Regions from separate parts of the Mus musculus genome. Here regions 2 and 3 are each linked to region 1. Evidence: chromatin loops called from intact Hi-C (ENCODE). Cell type or tissue: heart. All regions are shown on one strand.

Region 1 (8,000 bases):
TCAAAGGCCAATCTGATGGAGACCCTGTCTATGCTGAGGGTCCTCTCTTCCCAGGAGACTCTAATTTGGCATCCATCTGCATGGTTAAGATGATGAACTGCTAGATATTTCTTTAGATTAGCAAGCAGCAGGAATCAAGATCCAAGATCCAGCCTGGGTGGTGGCCTGCATTTAATGCCAACACGTGGGAGGCCAAGGCGGATCTCTATGAGTTCCAGGCCATCCAGGGCTACAGAGTGAGACCCTGTCTCAAAAAAAAAAAAAAAAAAAAAAAAAAGAAAAGAAAAAAGAAAAAAAAAAGAAAAAGAAAAAGAAAAAGAAAAAGAAAAAGAAAAAAAAAAAGAGAAAAATCCAAGATCTATCATCATGAAGTTCTGCCTTCTAAGACCCTGCCCAGCTGTAGCCTCGATTTCCCTTCTATACCTCACATCTCCCATAAATAACCCCAAGGCAGACAGTTGGGAAGCTAGCCCTGCTAATATCTTCAAGGCTGACTTTGAATAAACTTGATTACTTCCTACCAATGCTTGTGTCTAAATTTTGGTCATGGCAAGTAGCAGGCAGCTGAGACATTTGGTTCCAAAAACCACTCCGGCCACTATACTTACCTGCCAAAATAAAAGTGTCGCTTCAGCCCACTTTGTCAATCTAGAGCTGTGTTTTCTTTCTTCCTTTCTGTTATTGTTTTTGACGTGTGCATATGGGTGATGTGGCTATATGTGTGACTACATGTGCACGTGTCCACATGCATGTGGACTCCAGAGGTCAATGCTGAGTGTCAACCACATCTCATTTATTTGCTTGTTTATTTATTTGAGATAGGGTCTTTCGCTGACTCTAGAACTCGCCATTGGCAGGCTTGCTGGCCAGAGGTCCCAGAGATCCTCCTGTCTCTGCCTCCAGAGTGCTGGGGTCACGCGTGCATGCTGCCTCATCCAGCTTCTTATGCAGGTTCAGGGGATCTAATCTCAGGTCCCTGGGCTTGTGTGGCAAGCACTTTATTTTACTAAATTATCTCTGGGATCAATTTGCATAGCAATTATCTTACCAAACTTCCCCGAAATTGGCCGAACCTGAGCTTCAGAACGTTAACCTTCCCCCCCCCCACCCATTTTTGATGTTACACAAGTTGAGGCACGGACAATCTTCAGAGGAAAACAGTGAGAACTGGCAGTATTGGCGTAGATTATATCACAATGTGGATCATATTAAAGTCAACCTATGAATGAACTACCCCATAGAACTACTACTGGCTACTACTGGAAATAATGATGGATGTCACAAACTGATCACCCAGTCCTGTGTGCCGTCGTAAGTGTGAAGTTTATGCTTAGCCCACAGATACAGGTTTTATGGATCCTGAAGCTTCTGTGATTTGAAGGGGCCTTTGTAGGAGGGAAAACTTGGGCATAAAATTAAACACAGGGCTTTGGAAAGGCTTGTGTGAGCATGAGACCCAAAGCTTAAAGCCCAGGAGCTTCATAGAAACACAACTGAGTGGCTAAGATGGCGGATCACACTTCCCATTCCCACTTTCACAAGAAAAGAAATCGGGGCTTAGAGAAGTTAAGTAACTTGCTCAAAGTTGAAGCTGCAGAGTGGTATATTTAGGATCTGAACACAAGATGTCTGATTCCTGCTCTCAGACTCACTGGCTTCTAATAAAAACAAAGTGGCGATCATATCATTAAACACTGACAATAGCCCAGGAGGGAAAGCATACTCTTTTCCTTGGAAAAAGATGATAGAACCAGGTGTCATGGTACATGCTTGTGATCAATCCTAGCACCTGGGAGTCTGAGACAAGAGCTGTGTGTTCAAGGACCAGCCTGGGCTACATAATGACACTCTATCTCAAAAGGAAAACGAAAAGATCCCACAAGTAGTCCCGGGCTTCTCATCAGGAGCATGGAGCCAACATTCATTCCCTGCCCTTCTCATCTGTAAAGTCCTCTTGGTCTTTCTCTCTGTTTGGGATGACCCTACTGGTTTCCGAGGAAAGTGCACACTGGTAGCCTCAGGTTCACTTACAGCATCCCCATTCCATCTGCTGAAATGAATCTATTTCCTTCCTATCAGACATCCCGTGGTGCACCCGCTCTGCAGCTCAGGCCCGGCAGTTCTGTAAGTCTGGTGTTGTGCTATAACTTATCAGTCAGTTTCTTCCCAGGAAGAAAAGCACTTGTGGCCAACAGAAACTCAGGTCCTGGGACGCTACTTCCCAGATAGATACCCCTCCCTGAATAAAAACGAATTCACAAGAATCGGTGTTTATGGCTGAGGTGCTAGGAGAAACCTTTATCTTACCAGATCCCCCCGCCCCAAAAACACCCAGACACATGCACACACACACACACACACACACACACACACTCACACACACAAGTGGATCCACAAATCATATTCTGACTGTTGTATTCCTTACTCACGCTACCAAAGCAAGAGTTTAAAGGGCTTGTTTTTCTCCTTGAACACACACAATCAGGGCAACAATGGTCTTTGAGAAGCTCACACAGTAGGCTTGGTCTTCTCTTGGCAATGCCATCTCATTAAGGCTTGAATAAGGCTTTGCCTTGACACTTAAAAAAAAAATCTTTAATTGCCAGACTCCAAGTAACTGGTTACTACTGCGAATCTCTATTTAGGGACATCATCTATTGGCATTTGGAATAAGGCAACTAATTTTATTAATCTGGAATACAGTGACTCCAAGCAGACTCTCAAGCCTAAGCTTTTGTACCTGGGAGACAGCAACAGAGATCAGCGAGACATTATGCATAAGAATGATGCTAATGAGAAAGGCTACCCCAGTGACTCATTTGTTTAGCTCTTTATTTTTAAAGGAAAAGGTGACCCTAGTAACTCTCTCCAGTTCCTCTTTCCACCGTGCCTGGTGAATGTGGGTGAAAGGGTAAAAGAAAAAAGTGACCAGGGTGGCCCCAGGATGGAGAAGTCTTCCACATGACCAGTTTTCAGGCCCCATCAAACACCCTGGGAGACAGGTCCAAATTCGTTAATTACCCAAGTAATGGCTGATGAGCACAAGTATGAAACAGAGACAGGGCTGTCTGCGAGACACAGAGCCGCTAAGCACTAACTGCAATGGATAAAATGTCACCCATTCCTAAAGCCTAGACTGTTTGCCATCTGCTCTGCCCTGCCCTGCCCTGCCCTGCCCTGCCCTACCCTACCCTACCCTGTCCAGCCCAGGAAGGAGAACACAATAGACCTCTCACCCACTTCTCATCCCCAGGCTCACTCCGTTTCAAAGGCTGCGCGGGCAAGCCTACAAAGCCAGCCTCTTCTGCGGTGCTTTTACGCATTTCTATTTCTTTGTCAAGTGCGAGGGAAACAGGGCTCAACATAGACCGGGTGCGTAGAGGGGTGTGGAGAATTGCTAAGGATAGAACGGAAACGCAAGGCTTTTCTACAAAGTCGAGATCTGTAGACTTACAGGTTATTTAAAAGGAAGAGTCACCTCAAGTCTCCACATCCTGCCAACCCGGGGAGGCAAACAAGAGCTGTGTTCTGCAGGCTCGGCGCCAACGCAACTCTCCCCACACAGGGTCCGCAATGGGAGGGTGGCCTAGAAAGACACCACACACACACACACACACACACACACACACACACACTAGCCTGCCTCACCTTCTCGATCGTCTGGTCTACCGCCTTCTGAAAGACTCGAGCCACTAGCAGCGTGACGCTGGTCACCAGCAGCAGCAGAGACAGCGTCCCCGCCGTGTAGAAGCAGCATCTGCCCATACTGCGCGCAGCTCACCGGCCAGGCCTGGGACCGAACGGCGAGCTGGAACAAGCCTCCGCCAAGGCCGAGCAGCAGCCGCCCAAAGCCCGGGGCCCCTGCGGCTCCCGCACCTTCTCCGTGCGTGTTCAGCCGCTGCCCGCGCAGTGCGCACAGCCCTGGAGTAGATACCGGAATGAGCAGCAGAGCCGGTGCGATCGCGAGTGCCGGGGCCGCCTGGCTTTCGTTTTCTCCGGCTGCTGCAGCCAGGGAGGTGCAGGGAGCGCGCAGAGCGGTGACGCGGGCTGGTGGGGCTCGCCAGCAAGCCGCGGCGGCGGTGATGGTGACGGCTGGCGACTGCGCCGGGAAGCGGGAGGGGCCGGGCGGAGGCCTTCAGTCATGTGCCCTGCAGCGGCCCCTGCGATTCGGCGGGGTTGCGCCTGCATCCTCTCCCTGCAGGCGGCGCGGTCATCCAGGGAACTGAAATCGCCCTTCCCCATTCGCTCTGCCGCTTTCTTTCTCCTTCAGATCTCTGCTGAGGGCCCACGGTGGGCCAAGCATGGGGAACCCCGGCTGGACGCGCGGTTTCCCTTACTCCAGAGGATCTCCCGAGTTCCTTGGAAGATTTAAGTACAATGTAACTAATGCTTTTACAAGGTGCCTGCTGACTTGTGCCTGATTTGTACCTGCAGAGCCTTGTTGGGTTGAACTGGGTCTTCAGGAATAAGTCAGAGTGTGTCCTCAAGAAAGTGAGGAGGAGGCGTTTGCCTCCGCAGACTGAAGGCAAGGGAGTTAACTGTTGAGTAGTCTAGGCCTTATGCTGTAGGGTTTGTGGTGCCAAGCCCTCGGAGATCAGATTTTGAAAGGCTCTGTGTCCTGATAAAGGGCGTTAACAGAGAAGCAAGTCAAGTAGAGCAGGTGTTTGTTGTCTATTTTGTCATCATCAGTTGAATAAGGGTTAGTTCCGTGACTGGCACACACATACAGACACACAAACACGCGGCAGCCCTATTATGAAGCAGAAAGAAGTGCTGTACAGGTTGTAAGAGGAACTGGAGTTGGGATGTGGGGGGTGGGGTGTGATTTCGTTAATGGGAAAAGGCAAGTAGGGAAGCTGGGTGCAAAGTAATACCTACAAGTTCAGCAAAGCCGTGGGGAGAGAGTAGTCCTTGAGGCAAACTGGCATGTCCCCAAATTCTGACATATCTCAGATGTAGACCTGCCTTAAATATCCCTGTTGTGCTTAATCAGCGGACTGGGAGCAACCTTGAGAAGTTAGTCTTTACCAGCTTGGGATAGATTTCAGTCGTGTTCAACAGCTGAGAGGCTCATCAGTCACTAATGCCATCTGCAGGGGAAGATCTGAACTGACATTTTCTTGGCCAGGCCAGTGTCCTTATCATTAAGGAGTCAGCCCACCAGGATGGAAAACACTCAAATAATCGTGACACTGGAGGCAGCCTGTACCATAGAGGGAGACCTTGTCTCAAAAGAGGAAAGAAAACAAGCAAAATAGAAGCACACAAAAGAAGCTCTGTCTTAAAATTGAAAAAATAGATAAAGGAAAAAACCCAGCAGAGTAAAATAAAATCTAAAAGAAAATGGGGGGGGGGAGGTATGTGCAATGAAAAAAATGAATTTAGATGAAAGTTACACTGTTGCTGGTGTACTACATAGTTAGTTAGACTCAGGACAATTGCACCTGCACAGATTTCTCTCTCTCCTCTCCCTCTCCCTCTCCCTCTCCCTCTCCCTCTCCTCCTCCTCCTTCCTCCTCCTCCTCCTCCTCCTCCTCCTCCTCCTCCTCCTCCTCCTCCTCCTCCTCCTCCTCCTCTTCTTCTTCTTCTTCTTCTTCTTCTTCTTCTTCTTCTTCTTCTTCTTCTTCTTCTTCTTCTTCTCCTCGTCATAATTTCCAAACAGTGGTGGTGTCCATGTTATTACTTTGTATTAAGGATTGTAAGTGACCTAAACTAAAGAATAAGGATAGATGCGTGTAGGTTCCATGCACATACCTCTTCTCTCTCTCTCTCTCTCTCTCTCTCTCTCTCTCTCTCTCTCTCTCTCACATTTTCTTTTAGATTTTATTTTACTCTGCTGGTTTTTTTTTCCCTTTATCGATTTTTTCAATTTTAACACAGAGCTTCGTGTAGCCTAGCCTCCATGTTGCTATGTAGGAAGATGATGACCTTGTGATCTTGCTTCTACTTGTCCAGTGCTGACAACATGGGTTTCTGATGTGCTGGGGAATCAAACCCAGGGCCTTTTCTTTTCTTTTCTTTTCTTTTCTTTTCTTTTCTTTTCTTTTTTCCAGACAGGATTTCTCTGTGTAGTCCTGGCTGTCCTGGAACTCACTCTGTAGACCAGGCTGGCCTCAAACTCAAAAATCCACCTGCCTCTGCCTCCCAAGTGCTAGGATTAAAGGCGTGCGCCACCACTGCCCAGCTAAACCTTTGATTTATAATGGCTATAGTGATTTGTTAGACCAATAGAATATGACAGCTGCTTCGGATTCTCTGTCTTTTTTGAAAGAGACAGTCTCCTGTATCCTGGGCTGGCCTGGAACTCAAATGTAGAAGGATGACCTGGAACTTCTGAAGCTCCTGCCTCTGCCTATCAGCTGCTCTGCCCGGTGTCCCAGTCTGTTTCAGGGGACATGCTAGGCCCCCATTTTCAAGCAGGGGTTGGGCTTTTGCTGCAATCCCAGTATCTTTTCATTCGTTAACTAGGAAAAGGCTTTTCTAAGTAACCTTCGATGCTTGTCACTCACAGGTTGCTCACTGGACTCCTGTCCCCACCTCTGACTTCTAAATCAAATACCATTGGCTGGTTCATCCTGGAGTACAAACTCCATAGACAGCTACCACCCATTCCAGCCCTGATCCCTAATTCCAGCACAGCACCTTCTTCAAGTTCATAAATGTGTGTAATATTATATCATTTCTCTCACTCTCCTCTCTTAACCCCTCCTGCACCCCTCCCCAAAGTCATGGCCTTTTAAAATTACTATCACATATATGTGAATAACCATATAAACACAACCCAGAGTCCATTTAACATTGCTTATAGGACTGACCACATGGTAGTAGATAACCATTTAGTGCCATCATCCCTGGGAAACTAATGACTCTCGTCAGTCATTAATTGCCTTTAGCTCTTTGTCTAGGGTTAGGACCTTGTAAGATTCCTCCCATCCATGCTGACGTGTCAGCTGGTGGTCTTGAATTTACTGTAGCTATCCTACCCCCAACCCCACTCCATCTTAGTCTCCTGGGAACTGGGATCACAGTTATGGGCCACCACACCTAGAACATTAAGGTCCACCTTGCTTTGTTTGTGTTTGGTGTTTGAGATGCTCTTACTGTGTAGCCCCAGCCGGGCTCAGAGTCCTGATCTTCCTGTCTCGGTTTTCCCAGTGTTGTGATCACAGCTGTACACAATGGTGTCATACGCTTGAGGTCCCTTCTTGTCTCTATTTGAGTCACTGGAATAGCGACAGACTGTGTAGATAGGGAGATAGAGGCAGCTTTGAGAGCATCTTAGTGTCCTGTCCTCTGTTTCCCTCCCCAGTGAGGCTCTTTTGCTATTTCTTCTGTCTACTTCCCCTTTAAATCTCTGGCTAGACAAAAAAAAAAAAAAAAAACCAAAAAAACAAAAAACTTACTTCCTCTTAGCACAGCTGACCAGACCAGCATTTTTTAAAATATACTGAGCACAATGACAGAAGAAGAATATCCTAGTTACAGAAGATAGCAGCAGGTTTTTAAAAGCAACATGTGTTCCCGAAATAACGGTGATTTCCGTCTTACACCAGTGCCGGCACAACCTGGCCTGAATGCCCTTCTGTTTGGTTCCTTATTTTCCATGTGGCAGTGAACTTTTGGCCAGGTTCGAATCAGTTTCTCAATACTCCTTGGGACTTCCTCATTTCTGGTCAATGGATTTGCCTGTACCACTAATGAAGCTATTATTTTAATTGCCATAGAATCACGTCACCTGCAGATGGGGCACCACCCTCGTCTCTAGGCATGCAAGCAAATGGCCCCAGGAAAGGCAGGTGCTTGGGTCAAGGTTAGCACCCTTTGATGAGCAGGCTGACGTGACTTCTCCATACATAAAATCAGAAAACTGTATCCAAGGAGAACAAGGACACTTAAGAATGAATAACCACTAGTGCTTCTTGATGTCCCACAATTCAGGACTCAGAAGTGAAGAATTTTCTCCCCAGACTCCAAGAAGAGATGGTTAGGCAGAAATGGTG
Region 2 (8,000 bases), 760 kb after region 1:
ATGTCCTGAGCAAGTTTATTAGTACATCCTTCACTGGGTCAGTTTTCCTAACCAAGTTCCTCTTGCTCACTGCCACGCCCCTATCACTGTGCTGAAGAAGACCCACCCAGTATCACATAATAAAGGGAATTCCCTCTATCTTTTTTGAGTGCTGAAAGAGTTTTGATTCCCTTATTTTATATGGGTGATTGTCTAGGAACGTGGTCTTCAAGAATTGCTCAGAAAAGCCCAAGATGAGCTTAATGGATTCAGCACAGGAAGAATGTCTTGTTTTAATAAACAGCACCTACAGGTCTGGTGCAGCTAGCTGAGGAGATAAGGACAAGGCCAGTCTGCAGAAAGACTTCAGGGAGAGGGAGGGGGAGGGGGAGGGAGAGAGAAAAGAGAGAAGAGAGAAGAAGAGAGAAGAAGAGAAGAGAGAAGAAGAGAGAAGAGAGGGAGAGCAAAGAGAGAAAATCGGAGCAATCTCACTTCCTGGAAAATCATTAAAAGTTTGCAGTGGGGAGAGGATGTAATTTGGGGCTAGTATTTTAAAGGGCTGCTGTCTTTCCATATTAAAGTGTTAAATGGATGGAAGTGGAAAGTCAGCGAATTCACCAGTATAAAGCATCCCACTTTGCAGGACTATTCACATCGTGTAAAAATCAGCGTATGTTTTGTATAACTTCATACCCTCTAGAGGGCTAAGAAAAGGATGGTTTCTTCAAGCTTTCTTTTTTCTTTCTCTTCTCCCCCTTCTGACAAGGTCTCACTCTGTAGCCTAGGCTATCCTTGTACTCACCGCAATGCCCCTGCCTTAGCCTTCCAAGTGCAGGGTTTGCAGCCGTCACACTTGGCTGGCTCTCTTCCTTTCTGTCTCATACAGTATGTTATTTATAAAATCTCCTGCCACATTCTTTTACACTTCCTCTTTCACATCACTTATTTTATAGCCCTGGCTCCTTTTCTACCTTTGGCCATTGGAACACAAAGCTCTCCCCAGTCTTCTTGTTCGGCTCCTAAACTTCTCTCATCAGTTGTTTCTTTCTCACCACTGACCCTGTTAGCTGGGCTTTTCCCCTGTTGCAAGATATGTCTGAACTTTAATCATAGCTCCATTCTCTCATCGAGTCGCCAATTGCTGTGCGAGTTTACAAGCATGGACTTTCATCCAGATGTACGTCACTAACGTAATAATTTAAATAATGCTTAAAAGATCAACCACACCTCGAATAAAATTATATAACCTGTAAATCATTTAAGTGGTATGCTAATATTTTATGTTCTAAAACCAAGAAGGCCACACCCCTCTGAAACTGGAATGCTAGCTAGCCCTTTGGTGTTCTCTTCCTCTGCTGCTCTGTGCTCCAAACAGATGTCTGAGTCTCTTTCCAGCTAATACACAAAGCCATCTATTTGAGTAACTCTTCAGCTGTTAAAGCGGTACTAGGTGCCCTCTAGTAGTTTATAAGCTCCAAAGTGACTCACAGAAAACACACCCAAGAGTAAAAAATTCATTTCGGAGAGGCTAGCTGTTTAGAATTCATGAAGGCTCTAAGTTACCGATTTGCATGTTTGTTAGGAGGCAGAGATCTGAGGGAATAGAAAGTAAAACAAACAAACAAAACCAAAACAATCTAGGGAATTTTCCTGCCTCCCGACAGATACTCCACTCCGTGTGAAAGTTAGCCCTGCCTAAGGCATCTAGTTGGTTTGGTTTTTGCTCTGCCTTAGGAGAGGTGTCAGCTTAATAACAACGTTAATTATAATAGACAATAAATGATAATTTATGGGCGATCAAGAACCAAGAGGCTGTGGGAGCCTTCATTAAAACCAAAAGCAAACAGTACAACCATAACCTCTAGAAGCACACTTATTAGATATCTATATACCCTCATCAATCTGCAGTTTTTATTGAAAGGTCCCTCCTTTGAACTTTTTATTATGGAAAAAAAATTTCAAGGCACACAAATGCACTCACAATTCTGTAATGCAGTCTCTACTACCCACCGCCCAACTTCAACAAGTCAGCTGTGTAACCAACTAGTTGAATTTAGCTTTTTTTCTTTCCTGAGTCAGATCGATTAAAAAAAAATTATCTCGGTAAGCATCTTGGAATGTTAAGAGCTTGACTGTTTATTGCAAAATACACCGGTGGTACAACTAAGAAGTTCAGGACGCCCTTCTGCACTCCTGGAAACGCTGTTACAGAGTTATGTGACCTCGGATTTTCGGGGTGTGACCAGAGGCGACAGCCTCGGGCCTCGCCTAGACTGAGCTAGAGTTCCTAGGCAGCTGTGGACCCCGGCACGTAACCGAGCACCACAAATGCCACCCACCCAAGCATGCGCAATCCAGACCCCAGAGTTGCTAAGGCCCCGGAAGAAGATAAGAGAGTCGGGATATATTGAGAGCCAATCAGAGGACGCAACAGCCAGTCGGCCAGCCAATCCAGATTCGAGATTAAATCAAGTCCTCAGCAGTCGGCTTGCCCCACCCTTGTCCAATCAGGGAGCCCGCTACTTTGGGCGGACTTTTCAAAACAGCGAAAACAAAACAAATCGGGGGACCTTTAAAAGGTGTGAGGCGTCCAGAAACTGTCTCCTTCCGCTCTCCGATCGGCTCGCTCATCTTTGCTCCCTTCCGGTTCCATTCTGAAATGAGGCTGGAATCCAGATTCCACTCCCTACCATAGATCCTGGCTCCGCAAGGCCAAGAGGAACAGAAGGGGCCAAGAGAGGCTGGGAACTGAGGCTCGGAGCAGGGACTCTTTTTCTCAGATCCACTGGGCGAGCGAGCGAGGATCCCTCCGCGCGCAGTCACGCGCCCCGCCCCTTGGGGGCGTCGCAGACTCAAAACAAAAACAAGGGGTTTGCTCAGCTCCGGAGGCTGCGGCGGAGCCGGGAGGAGGTGGCGGTGCAGGGCGGGCGCTGAGCCCCGCTGAGGAGCAAGATGCAGCCGGGGCTGTGAGGCCGGGCGGCGGCGGGGAGGTCGGATGCGGGTCTCGGGGTGCCGCTGAGGAGGCTGGTCCCTGAGCTCGGAGACGGGTCCGGACGCCCCCGCCGCGCCGGTCCGTGACGCCGGGGCCGACACGGTGAGTGGGCCTCCCGGGTGGCTCTGGGTTTGGTGGCTCCGGGTCTGGATCGCGGTTTGCTTTGATGGTGGAGTCCCCCAGCCGCAGCTGAGGGACTGACAGGGGCTCCAGGGTGTTCTGAGGCTATACGGTGGGTTGACAGCCCCGGGGCTTCGCACCGTTACTGAGCCCAAGTATTAGGCTACTGCTCGCTGCGGGCGTACTGGACTCCCCACTGTCTCCCCAGCATCCCCCAAGCTACTGGGCCGCCCTGTCTCGAGTTGCGGGGCTCGTCAAAGCTGCAGAAGCTGCGGGGGTAGCTTGGAGGTGGGCTCCGCGACGGGCTCCCGGGGCGGGGCTCCGAAGCCGCCTCCTTCCAGTTCTTTGTTCAGTCTCGAGACTCCCCCTCCCTTCTCTCCTATTGTGCAACGCCCCGCCCCAGAACCCGCTTCGGTGGCTTCAGTCTTCCGGTCCCCCGCTTTCCTCTAGGGCCTAGAGTCTAGTTAGAAGTCCCTGCTGTGCTGTCCAGGTGATGCGGACAGTAGGGGACATTACGCTTCTTGGACACTTTTCCTGTACGTCAAACGCTGTCGGCCACAGAGCTGATCAGAACTAGCCCTGGCCAGCGGAGGTGACCGAGATACTGCCCCCCCATGCCACGCCTCCATGTCTTTAGGGGAGGATTCCCCTGAGGCTGGCGGACGTGACCGATCCCCCCCTCACCCGGTTCTGGCTTGCGTGATCTGGGGCGCCCCTAGCTGGAGGGATCGCGGCCAGCTCCTTCTGCTCTCACACCCTACGTATCCGGATTATATTCTTAACCGGCCGCGGTGTATTTGCTGCAGATGAAGGATTTGGGGGCCAAGCACTTGGCAGGTGGCGAAGGGGTTCAGCTTTTCGGATTGTTGAACTTCTACCTGGAACAAGAACAGAGATACCAACCTCGGGAAAAAGGGCTGATCTTGATGGAGGCTACCCCGGAGGTAAATTTGAGAATTGATAGGACTTGGGGGAAGGTGGGAAGGTAACTTTTTGGTTTTCCTCGTACCAAATCAGTACCAAAGGCTAAAAAGTTAAATCCAAAATTGGCCTCACCGTACTAAGAAAAAACGTGAAACGTGAAAGGGTTCTGCTTTTGTTTTTAGTGAATGTGGAAGTTATACCAAGTGTACTGTAGAGGCGTTTCTTCTGGTGGTGGGAAATTCCTAGAGAATATTTCTAATAGGATCTTAGATTGTGTCAGAAAAACCTCATCAAGGAACCCACATTCTGCTGTAACTACCTTGGGTGGGGCAACACTTCACGTTATATTGAGTTGGCTAAAGTTCTGTATTGGATAAATTTTAAAAGTAGTGATTTATCTGAACGTAGTGTGATAGCTTTAGGAGGTCATGTGTACAATGGGGAAAACTAAAGGGAGAGTAGGTTTTGAACCACCTCTATTCCATTCTAAGAAAATAAACTTTGATTCTTGGTTTTTAATTTCAGAATGATAACACTTTGTGTTCAAGACTGAGAAATGCCAAAGTGGAAGATTTAAGAAGTTTAACTAACTTCTTTGGATCTGGCACTGAAACTTTCGTTCTGGCTGTCAATATTTTGGATAGATTCTTGGCCCTTATGAAGGTATTTAATTGCTTTTTATAAAATCCATATTATATTTTATATCTTTATTTTTTGTTAATTTTTATTTTATCTTTTGATACACGGTTTCTCTGTGTAGCTCTGACTGTTGTGGAACTAGTTCTATAGACTCGGCTGGCCTCCAACCTCAGAGTTCTGCTCGCTTCTGCCTCCCACTCCCAAGTGCTAGGGTCAAAAGTGTGTGTTTCCACTTCTGACAAATCAACATGTTTCCAATGGCCAGTGCCCAACACAGTCTCTAACACATACAGGGCTCAATATTTGTCAAATGAAATGTAATAAAGCCTCCTGATTATAAACTTATATTAGTCAAATTGTGATCATTCATACTAGAGAGACTGGAAAACTGTATTTCTGCGTCTTCAATAAGGTTTTGCTGTGCCTCTTAAACATGTCCTCTAGTAAGACATTACAGAGGCAGGCCACTATACTTTAAGTACTCTGTGCGTGCTTCCAGGGGTTCAGGGAGTCAAGAAGAATTAACTAAAATTCACTTTGTGAAAAATACTGTAATATCTGTTACAGGCTCATTTATAAAAGTGCCCAAACTGAGTGAGAGGAAAGAAGCTAGACTTTTTATAAAAATAAAATACTGTGTGTGGTGTGTGTGTGTGTGTGAGAGAGAGAGAGAGTGAGAGAGAGAGATTTTCATTAGTTATCCTGTTTCCCTTGGAGCCTTCGTGGTTTTAACACTGAAGCAGGACAAAGAAGTATAAAATTATGCTAACGTTGATCTGCTCCCTTCTCTGTAAGGCCCTTCAAAGCAGGCAGCCACCGTCTTATTAATAGTCAGCAGCAACCGTTAAAAACATGGAAATTCTCTGGCCAATAGGATCGCTGTCAGCTGCTGGGTCACTTTTTAGGGCCCTGAGAAGAAAAGGGCAGCCATTTGTCCGCAGCAGCAGCTGTACATATGTCCTCCACCCTGCAGGGTTCGTGGGGGTGCTTTTCCTGGGCAAGATTACATCACATAATGGTAGAGTTTCATACAAAAAGAGAAGATGCAGAATAGTTTCCCTTCATCCAGTCAGGAGAGTGTGTGTGGTATGTGTTCAGAGAGTTTTTTTTTTTTTTTTTTTTTTTGAGGGAAGATGTACTATTCTCAGTTTTACTAAGTCAGAAATACAAACTATATTTCAGTGCCAGAAAGCAAGCTTTTAAACCAGTTTTGGGATTTTTTTTAATTTGCATTTAAATTTAATAAATGCTTATATAGCCATTTTTTTTTCTTGTTAAAGAGTTTATGGTGGTCTGAAATGTAAAATGATTGTGGGTAAAGGTGAGTGCATCTAAGAGAAGCAACATGGCATTATTTCAAGCGTCGTTTGTTGCCAAATCAAAGTATGATTGGTTCCTCGTGTTCTGTTTTCTAGGTGAAACCGAAACACCTGTCCTGCATTGGCGTCTGCTGCTTTTTGCTGGCCGCCAGGCTGGCGGAAGAAGAAGGTGACGTTCCCCCCACGCACGATGTGATCCGCATCAGTCAGTGTAAATGCACAGCGTCTGACATTAAACGCATGGAGAAAATCATCTCAGAGAAACTGCACTATGAGCTGGAAGCTACCACTGCCTTAAACTTTTTGCACTTGTACCACGCGATTGTATTTTGTCACACTTCAGAAAGGTGAGTGGGGCTCAGCGGAGTCACCCCAGGCCTTCAGCGTGGCTGCCGCCAACAGATTGTTGTTTTAGTCTGTCCAGACTTTCGACTTGGATGTGAGTGCTTAGAAATGAAGGAACTGTTGTAAGGGTTCACCACAGCCCCCCTTGCTTTGTACAGGAAGGAGATTCTCAGCCTCGATAAACTCGAAGCGCAGCTGAAAGCTTGCAACTGCCGAGTTGTCTTCTCCAAAGCAAGAGTGAGTCTCTTTCTTGTTTACAGGTCTGTCTTACAAGATTCTATTTTGATTTTTTTCCCTAATGTTTGTTTATTTTTTTGTAGCCATCTGTATTAGCTCTGTGCCTTCTCAATTTGGAAATAGAAACGATAAAATCCGTGGAACTGCTGGAAATTCTCTTGCTTGTTAAAAAACATTTGAAGGTAAATATCTTTGTTTTTGTTTTTTTAAGCAATCGTCTTTTCTTGTGTTACCTTTTTTTTTCTTCCTTGTGGTGTCTTAATTACTCGATACAATCCTTCATGAAATTTTCAATGTCTTTGTTTATTTTTCTCTTGTAGGTCAGGTGTTAGAATTTTTTGACCCAGACAGTATTAGTCCAGAAGAAACTCTGACTTGGTCAGCTTCCTTCTGAATGCAGGTGCTCGTTCTGGGGACTCGTGCCCTATGTGCCCTATACAGGATAGCTGTCCTAGTCCTCAACTCTGCACTACAACATACTCTAAGTACACTCCTGGCTAGGCGTGCCCAAAGGCAGGAGAGCGGTGCATATCCCCAATGACTGTTCTTAGCTGTGGACCAGAAAGTATACTAGCTATACCAAGGTGATCGAGGAATCCCCTCATGTCTGTGTCTGTAGAGCTGAGTCATCGCAGTAGCACTACCAAAGGTCATTAGCAGTTTTTTTTTTAAAGCTCCTTAGGTGGGCTACTTCTGTAAGTTTTTGCAGTTGTGAAAACCAAAACCAAAAGCCCAGTGCTTTTCCTTGCTTAAACTAATAGTCTAGTTAAGGAAATGCAAAATTTAACATGAAACGGTATGCTTGTTATATTGTGACTTAGTGTTAGATAATGGTGAATATGAGAAGTAGTTTGGGATTATTAGCAAAGAAGTAGACAATCCAGGATGTGTGTGCTGACTGGGAGCCTGGACCATCATCTGTGAGAATGAAGGTTTGGACTGCAAGGGCTTATGCTAAGACATGGGTAGGCTAAGTAAGTTGGGGAAGTCATTTTTAGGTTGGACATGCAGGTTGAATATCCAGGCTGCAGTCACAAACAAGGTAAGTGTATCCAACTCAAAAGGTAGCTCTCTAGAAGCCAAGTATGTAGGTGAATAGGGAAACATGGATAGCCATTTCAATTCAGTACCCAGAATCCACAGTGAGAGAACTGACTTCATAAAGTTGTCTCCCTCCCCCCCATACACACACACACCCTAAAAACAATAGAGTTTGTCCTGAGTTTTGAAGAAAGGGCTAATGAGAATCAAAGGAGATCATTGAGGACATATGTAGGGACTGCTAGTTGCTGTGTTACAAAGAGCTAAATATGGCCAGCTTCAGTGGAATATAGAGGCCAGAATGGTTTGAAAGGATCCATTTTTAAGTCAGAGGTGATGGCATCACTCAGAAGACTGAGGTGGGAGGATTGTGAGCAGGAAGTCAGTGGAGTCCACACAGTGGG
Region 3 (8,000 bases), 70 kb before region 1:
TGGCCTCGAACTCAGAAATCCACCTGCCTTTGCCTCCCGAAAGAATGTCTTTCTTGAAGGAAGGAAAAAAAAAAAAAATAAGTGGAGAAATGGCAAAGAAGGTAGCCTCAGCTACCATGGGCCTGCGTCACACTGTGGCAACCTGACAGGTTCTATTTTTAACTAAATCTATTTAAAAAAAAAAAAAAAGAAAATCAATCTTGGTATATCTTAACAATGTAAAAACAGAATGAAATGACAACCTAATTTAAAGTATTGGCAGCAGTTATCTAGTTATAAATATGCTGCCAAAAACTCTCAAAAAAAAAAAAAACACTTGAACTCTAAATGCTGAGTTACACTCCAAGTTTTCAGAGATTCTAACTTGAACCTCATATATTTCTTGTAATAAGAGAGCCTCTTCAAGATTGCAATGAGATGGATGTCTTGGTATACGCCTGCAATCTCATAGAGAGAGACACTAAGGCAGGCTTACAGTTTCTAAATGACCCTGAACTACACAGTGAGATGCCATTCTAAAGAAAAAGAAATGAATTAGCTTCAATCAATTTTGTGGCACTGGTATTAAATCCAGGACCTTGCTCATACAAGGCAGGCAAGTAGTCTACCACTACCCTGTACTCTTAGCAATACAATTCAGATTTTAAAAATTATTAAATAGGCAACTGAACACATGTTAATTTATAGATTCTATCAAAATACTGCCAGCCAAACATTTTGACATAACCTCTAAAATAAATACTGTCTATAGAGCCCTTTTAACTTCCTACTTTCAAATAATAACTATGTTATTCGAATTGGCTACACACTAAAAATGCTAGTCAGTATCTTGTCATGTTTCAGATTATCAAAAACACTCTTATTAGTAATAGTAGTCCTATATGGATACAAAAAATGTAATTTTTTAAAGCTCTCTCCTGAAGGCTGAGTTAATTAACATATTTGAAAATAGTCAAAACACACTTGTATTTGTACAATTCAAAGTAACAGCGACAACGCCAAATGGACATGAAATCAAGCAAATACAAACAGGTTTATTCGTTGCTGTTAAACTATATGGTTTGCTTTATTCTGAAACATAAATTTCAAAATAAGGTTTGTTTTGCCCAGTGCCAATTTTAAGCAAACTAGGAAAGGTAAACACCCCAGGGGTGGTGGGTGCGGCTTCTAATATTTCTTAATGAGTCCCTTTATCTTTGGAATTTCCAAGTATTTTTCACTATTTTTAACTGAGAGGATAAGGTGACATCAACAATGTAAAACCCAGTAAATGGACAAAATCCCCAACTTTCCCAGTAAGTTTAGAAGTAAGGCTTACCAAATGCATATAATTGGCACGGGCAGCAGTGGCTTGACGGAACATAAACTATGGACAGTACATTCATATACGAGCAGCTGAGGATGGAGAGTTTTCTAAGAGTCATACGGATGTCGAGCTCACATAAGCCTAACTTAAATTGGGTCGTACACATCCATTAATTTGTGTTCTGAAAAATTTCAGTGATCTTCAAACAAGCCACAGATTAAAAAAACCAAAAAACCAAAAACCTTCATCATCCTCTTTTTGAAAGTAAAAGATGCCGAGCCTACTTTTTAGAACTCAGTGTTAATTGGTAAATTAAAACTACTCATGGAAAATTTCCCAAAAACCCAGCAAAGAATCCGGGATTCTTTCTACAATTATATATAGAAATACATCCTAATATATTGAGTTAATGCTAGAAAAACATCGTTACAGTTTGAAAAACAAGACAGGTCGCTGCTGTTCGTATAAGACTTGTTTCTCTTGGAAACACAAGGACAATAAGATGAAATCCCAATGAAATATGTATTAAAAAATGAAAAATGACTGCAGGAGTCCAAGAATCCCAGGGAAACGCTTACCTTCTGCTAAAGCTAATGTTTTAAAAAATATTCGGTTCCCAACTTATCATTTGGAAGCTGTGCTCTGTATCATTAAATGAAAATCCAACCAAGGTGCATTCTAATTCTTTAAGGCTTTCCAAAACCCACATCTTTTAAAGCAGCCAAAACTTTAAATATATTTGATTTGATCTTAGGAAATAAACCCCTTTCTTTATTAGACAAGTGCCATTTCTTCCCCCAAACTCTAGGGACATCGGAACATTCTTGGACTCCAGCCCCCATACTCGTTACACACATGACCCCAGTATCTACCTGCACTCGCCAGACTGTTACCAAAATTGAACGGAGTCGCCGAGGTAGTAGAAACACCGAAATTCCCAATATTAAAGTTCACTGCAGGGTTAGCGGTTAATCCGAAACCCCCAAAATTAAACCCACCGGCGGTGGAGTTGGCAGTCTCAAGCCCACCAAATCCTGATAGTCGTGGAGGCAAGAGAAACAAAAATTTGAAAAGGTGAGAGGAGGGAAAGAGAAAAGGAGAAGAAAGAAAGGTAAGAATTACAAGAATCAGCAAGAGGTTTCACAGCGTGAACAAACCTGACCTGCACCGGATCAGGGGAAGAAAGCCAAGGTGCGGACAGACAGAAGGAGCGAAGGGCAGCACGGGCGGGGGCCGAGCATCCCCCCCCCCCGGGCTGGGGAGGGGACAGAGGGAGCTGCGGGCAGCCTGGCTCCAACTTTACCCGTCTGGACCTTGAGGCTGAGACGGACGAGGGGACGCGGGGTCCCGGGAAATGAGAGGGGCGTAGCCTCCGGCCTCTCCTGGGCGGACACCCCAATGGCGGGAAGCACCGCGGCGGCCGAGCCACGCGGGTTGAGCGTGCTGTGCGAGCCCCAGGCTGAGCCTGAGCAGCCCGCGGCCCTCCCACCGCCACCGCCGCCGCCACCACCGCCACCGCCCTCTCCAAATGACTCCAAGGTGTCCCGAGTGCCAGGGCAACCCCGGGACCCCCCAGCCGGACCGATCGGATCGAGGGGGCGGGCCCGAGGCTTTGGTTCCTTGGAGGAAGAAGGTAGGCCCAGGGCTGACTCACCCGCCGGTGCCGCGGTGGCTGTAGAGGTGCCCGAAGTGCCCGAAGGAGCCCCAAAATTGAAAGCCATGTCGCGGGAGCAGCACTTAGATGGCCCCGGGCTCGCGCGGCGCGACGCCCAGTGCCCTCCGCTCTTCTGTCCGGCTGGGAACCGTCAGGCGGTCCGTACCATTAGTTCCGCCTCCTTCCCGGTCTAAGCGGAGCAGGCAGGAACCAAGCAAGGATGGAGTGGGTGGGATGATCGAACGGGAACGCCTACCACCGATCACTTCCGGGGGTGTGTTTGTGGCTTTCACGTGGTGTGGGGCGTCACCACAAAGGGGAAGTGATGAGAAGTTGGACATGGGGTGTTGTATGGTGGCTCTCTGAAGCCACTTTAGAGAAGTGACAGTGTGCAGGGACCGCGTGAAAGTACTGCCCTTACCTCTGAGGAGCGGTCCTTCCCGGAGGAAAGGAGGTTTGAGTAGATAAAGCAGTTGAGAAAGAGGCATTCGAGAGTGATGGAAAGATGATGGCGATGGTGGTAACACGTGTGTTAGCTATGTGGAATGCACGCTAGTAATTGTTTTTGCATATTTTTTTAAACCCCCAGCTGCGTTTCAGACAGTTTACTACTATTGTCATTGACCAAGAAGAAGGGCTGACCTCGATGAAGCAAATGGGCCCACTAACTGGTAAAATCTGTGCCCTGCATCGCACTTCTGGGGAACATTTAATCCTCAACTACACAGAGAAGATTTCTGTCGTTGACTAATTGGCACAGACGAGACAGGAGGACTGAGGATTAGAGTTGCAAAGCAGCATCCCCAAAGTCACTTCGCTGGTTTTTCTCTACTTAGCCCCGATTCTTTTCTCCTTTTAAAAATATTTATTGTACATGGCACTGTGTTACATTAGGACATCTTGATACAAGTTTATGTTGTATTTTGAATATATATTCCTACTCCTAAATTTTCTGTCTTCTCCCTGTCTCTCCCATTAGTTCCCTAGTAATTTTACTTCATTTTCCATGTCATATGATTTATGTGTTTAATTAAACCTAGGAATCATAAATGAATTTTTTTCCTTCTGTGACTGGCTTAATTCACTTAATAATGTTTATCTCCAGTGATATTCAGTTTTGTGCAAATGACAACATAACTTCCTTCTTAGGGCTGAAAACTCTTTTGAGTATATACCATCCTCTGTTTCTGATCCATCCCTCTGTTGTTAGGCAACTAGGTTTGTTAACAATTGTGACTAATGCTTCAGTAGAGATTGATATACATCTATGTGATAGACTAACTTGGAGTCCTTATAGACATAGCTGGGTCATGTGGTAGATCTAATTTTAGTTTTCTCAGGAACCTCTTTGCCCCATTTTGTGTGTGTGTGAGAGAGAGAGAGAGAGCACATGCATGTGTGGGAAGAGTGTATACACACATATGTGCACACGTGCCTGAAGGCCAGAGATTGACATGGGTGTCTTCCTAATTTACTCTTAATTTCTAATACAAGGTCTCTCAATAAATCTAGATCTCATCGCTTATTTGGCAAGACTGTCCAGCCAGCAAGCCCCAGGGGACTCCTGATTCTGCCTGCCCAGTGTTATGGTTATACATGAATGCCACTGTGCTCAGCGTTTGTTTAATTTTAAATATGGGTGATGAAGATTAAACTCATATCCTCAAACATTAACAGCAAGCACTGTACTGACTGAGCAGTCTCTCTGGCCCCACCTTTTAAAAAAATTACCATTACATTCTGTTTCCCTGCCGGGCGTGGTGGCACACGCTTTTAATCCCAGCACTCGGGAGGCAGAGGCAGGCGGATTTCTGAGTTCCAGGCCAGCCTGGTCTACAAAGTGAGTTCCAGGACAGCCAGGGCTATACAGAGAAACAATGTCTCAAAACAAAACAAAACAAAAATCTGTTTCCCTATAGATTATGGTCAGGATTTCATACATTCTTGATAGCAGTAAGAAAACCTTTGAAGAAGCTTTAGACCAAAGCATCTTATGATCAGAATTTAGTTGTTAGAGACAAGCATGCATGTTTGTGCATGTCTGTAATCTCGGTACCCAGGAGGCATGAGCAGGATTAAGTTGGAGGCCAGCCTAGGATACACAGTGGAAGTATCTCAAACGATTGTGTGTGTGAATGTGGTGTATGCATGTGTGTACCTGTGTGCAGGTGTGCATGCTCGTGCATGTATGTGGAGGCCACAGGAGGACATCTGGTATTCTATTCCTCTTCACCTTAGTCCTTTGATACAGCATCTCCCATTGAACCCAGAGCTTGTGGCTTTGCCATCACTAGGTCCCAGGGATCTTCCAGATGGTACCAGCCAGCACAATTGTTAGACATGCATGGGTGCACCCAGCTTTTTATATGGGATCTAAACTCAGTCCTTATGCTTATATAGTGTCTTAGAGGGTTTCTATTCCTGCACAAACTTCATGACCAAGAAGCAAGTTGGGGAGGAAAGGGTTTATTCGGCTTACACTTCCATACTGCTGTTCATCACCAAGGAAGTCAGGACTGGAACTCAAGCAGGTCAGGAAGCAGGAGCTGATACAGAGGCCATGGAGGGATGTTCTTTACTAGCTTGCCTCCCCTGGCTTGCTCAGCCTGCTCTATTATAGAACCCAAGACTACCAGCCCAGAGATGGCACCACCCACAAAGGGGCCTTTCCCCCTTGATCACTAATTGAGAAAATGCCTTACAGTAGGATCTCATGGAGGCATTTCCTCAACTGAAGCTCCTTTCTCTGTGTTAACTCCAGCCTGTGTCAAGTTGACACAAAACTAGCCAGTACATATAGCAAATGTTGTTACAAAATTGTCTCCTCAGCTCCACCCCCCAAGATGATTTTAAAATGCTTAGATTTATTTTGTCTCTATTTACACGCATGTGCGGGTATGTGCCTGTGTGAGTGGGATAGTCTCAGAATCCAGAGAAGAGGGTATTGGATCACAGGAGCTGGAGTTATAGGAAGCTGTGAGCCCCATGGTGTGGGTGATGTGATGGGAACTGAACGTGGGTCCTCTGCAAGTACTTATTCTTAATTGCTGAGCCATCTCTCCAGCCAATCCTACCTATCTGTCAGGCTCTGCTTTCCTGCCTCTGCCTGTAGCATGCGAAGGACCCACAATAACAACTGGTAGATCCTGGTGGGGGTGGGGCTGGCCACAAGGGGGATGGGGTGGGCAGGAACAACCAGGGATGAAGACCTCAGGCAGCATGTGATTGTGATGGGACTGCTTCAGTGAGACAGGGAGTTTAATGGGGCTGGGGGAGAAAGCTATTTAACCTTTGATGGTTGAGTAGGGACTATTGGGGTGACTGTACATCATTGTTGGGGTCGAGGGTCCTGGGGACACCCCATTTTTGTAAGGAGGAATTCCAGGTGCTGGTGGACATGACCTTATAAGGAGAGAGGAAGTGTAACCTGGCTACCAGGGAGTGGGGCAAAGGGCAGAGCACAGACGTATACACACCGGGACACACAGGCCGGGGGCAGGGGTAGAGAGAGTGACCCTGCTCCAGCCAATCTCAGAACAAGATCTCTGGGGTTTGGACCCCACTCTTGTTCCGGACCCATCCGACGGTTCCACCCACACAACACCTACGCAAATTAATTTTCACGAGATCCCTCTGGTTACCATGGGGAAATTGAAGGGGGCCTGCATATCTGTGGGAAGCAGGGCTGTTAGGGGTACTGAAGGGTTCCATAATGAAGAGATAACAAAGGCTCGACTGTAGCTCCGGCATGTGATGTTGGGAGAACAAACTTCAGAGAGAGGTGATAAATAAACTACATAGCTTCACTGCTTCAAGAACACAAGGAAACTCCCTGGTTGCTGCTCAAGTAGATACGGGTAAATGGTGGGTCACTGTCTACTCCCTGTATGCTAAAGATGCACACTGCACCATGGTTTCTCTGTTTTAAAAAAAAAGTGCTATATGTTTAAATATGTTGTCAGAAATGAAAAACTCCATAGAAGAGTTGGCATATAAATGTTAAGAACTCACCAAGTAAAAACCTTAAAAAAACCCAACTCTCCCAAAAAAGTAAAACTGAAGTATGGACCGAGCCAGCCTCTTAATTGAGCCCACAGTTTATGTCAGCTCTCTTAATTCATTCTTCACCCTGTAGCTAGCAAGGATCTTCCTAATCAAGCATGGTGTCTACCCACCTTCCCGGGCATGTCTATTGAAAACCTCCAATCATTTCCGATTGATCTTGATATAAGGCAAAACACCCAAATCCTGAACATGGCCTGAGAAGCCCTGACATAACACGGCCCCTGCTTCCTTCCTAGTCTCACTGCCCATTGGTCTTTCTTTCCTGAATCCCAGCCAAATACCCTGGTCCTGTGTAGTGGGTTAGTTACTTTTGTATTACTTTGAAGAGACCCTGACCAAAGCAACCTACATTAGGAAGCGTTTAATAAAGAGACCCTCACCATTTCTAAGGGTTCATCTATTATCATTCTGGCAGGCAGGCATGACAGAGGAGTAGTAGCTGAGAGTTTGCAGCTGAGCCCCAGGCAGCAGCAAGCAGAGAGAGTTGGAAGAGTGGCTGGGGGGTGGTGGTGTAGAGACAGAGCACAGGGAGAAACAGAGACAGGCTGGGCCTGGAATGAACTTTTTAAACCTCAAAACCTACCCCCCTCTAACATACCTATTCCAACAAGGCCACACTTCTGAACCCTTCTTAAACAGTCCGCTGAGAACCAGCCATCCAAACATATGGGCCTACAGGGTCATTCTCAGTCAAACTCCCAATTGTAGTAAACCTGTTCCCTCCTGCTCCTTCCTGGCTCTTCCTACTCCCTCCATCCCAAGGCCAGCCCCTAGTCAGTCTCAGATCTGTATGCCATCATTGTAAGTGATGGCTGAATCCCCTTGCCTGTATGTCTATGCAGTCACTCCTTTCCCCACTAAACTATAATCTCCATGCTCCTCTTTGACATGTATAGCATGTGGCATCAAGTAGGTACTTTTTATTCAAACACACTGTTGTGAGCATAGAGGTACAACATAGAAACTGCAGTGTGG

What was found. A loop is a pair of places that touch in the nucleus more often than their neighbours do. Peaks named below come from ENCODE experiments on the same cell type or tissue, not always from the same donor. Only the 100,000 strongest peaks of a DNase experiment are listed, where the experiment ranks them.
Region 2: it touches region 1 in a loop (3-fold over the local background); 4 of 42 quality-filtered maps call a loop at or near these places.
Region 3: a loop joins it to region 1, with 5 times the contacts of the local background. A loop is called at or near these places in 15 of 42 quality-filtered maps.

What each region holds. Positions count from the first base shown.
Region 1 is chr5:92,501,544-92,509,543 of GRCm38, forward strand. Scarb2 (scavenger receptor class B, member 2) reads right to left here and starts at 4,114. Exons shown (of 12, transcript NM_007644.4): 1 at 3,649-4,114. The coding sequence starts at 3,765. In heart, CTCF peaks have their summits at 1,990, 4,185 and 5,093 (motif pointing left); DNase peaks (open chromatin) are centred at 2,108, 3,318, 4,088 and 4,908; H3K4me3 peaks cover 2,759 bases; H3K27ac peaks cover 2,288 bases.
Region 2 is chr5:93,264,725-93,272,724 of GRCm38, forward strand. Ccng2 (cyclin G2) reads left to right here and starts at 2,849. Exons shown (of 8, transcript NM_007635.4): 1 at 2,849-3,073; 2 at 3,898-4,035; 3 at 4,541-4,678; 4 at 6,070-6,320; 5 at 6,477-6,555; 6 at 6,639-6,737. The coding sequence starts at 3,898. In heart, CTCF peaks have their summits at 2,794 and 3,824; DNase peaks (open chromatin) are centred at 2,417, 2,817, 3,387 and 3,787; H3K4me3 peaks cover 3,836 bases; H3K27ac peaks cover 3,323 bases.
Region 3 is chr5:92,432,044-92,440,043 of GRCm38, forward strand. Nup54 (nucleoporin 54) reads right to left here and starts at 3,156. Exons shown (of 13, transcript NM_001359995.1): 1 at 2,961-3,156; 2 at 2,179-2,340. The coding sequence starts at 3,027. Gm42114 (a long non-coding RNA gene) reads left to right here and starts at 2,568. Exons shown (of 2, transcript XR_880431.3): 1 at 2,568-2,939; 2 at 3,550-4,026. In heart, a CTCF peak has its summit at 3,043; a DNase peak (open chromatin) is centred at 3,188; H3K4me3 peaks cover 2,269 bases; H3K27ac peaks cover 1,774 bases.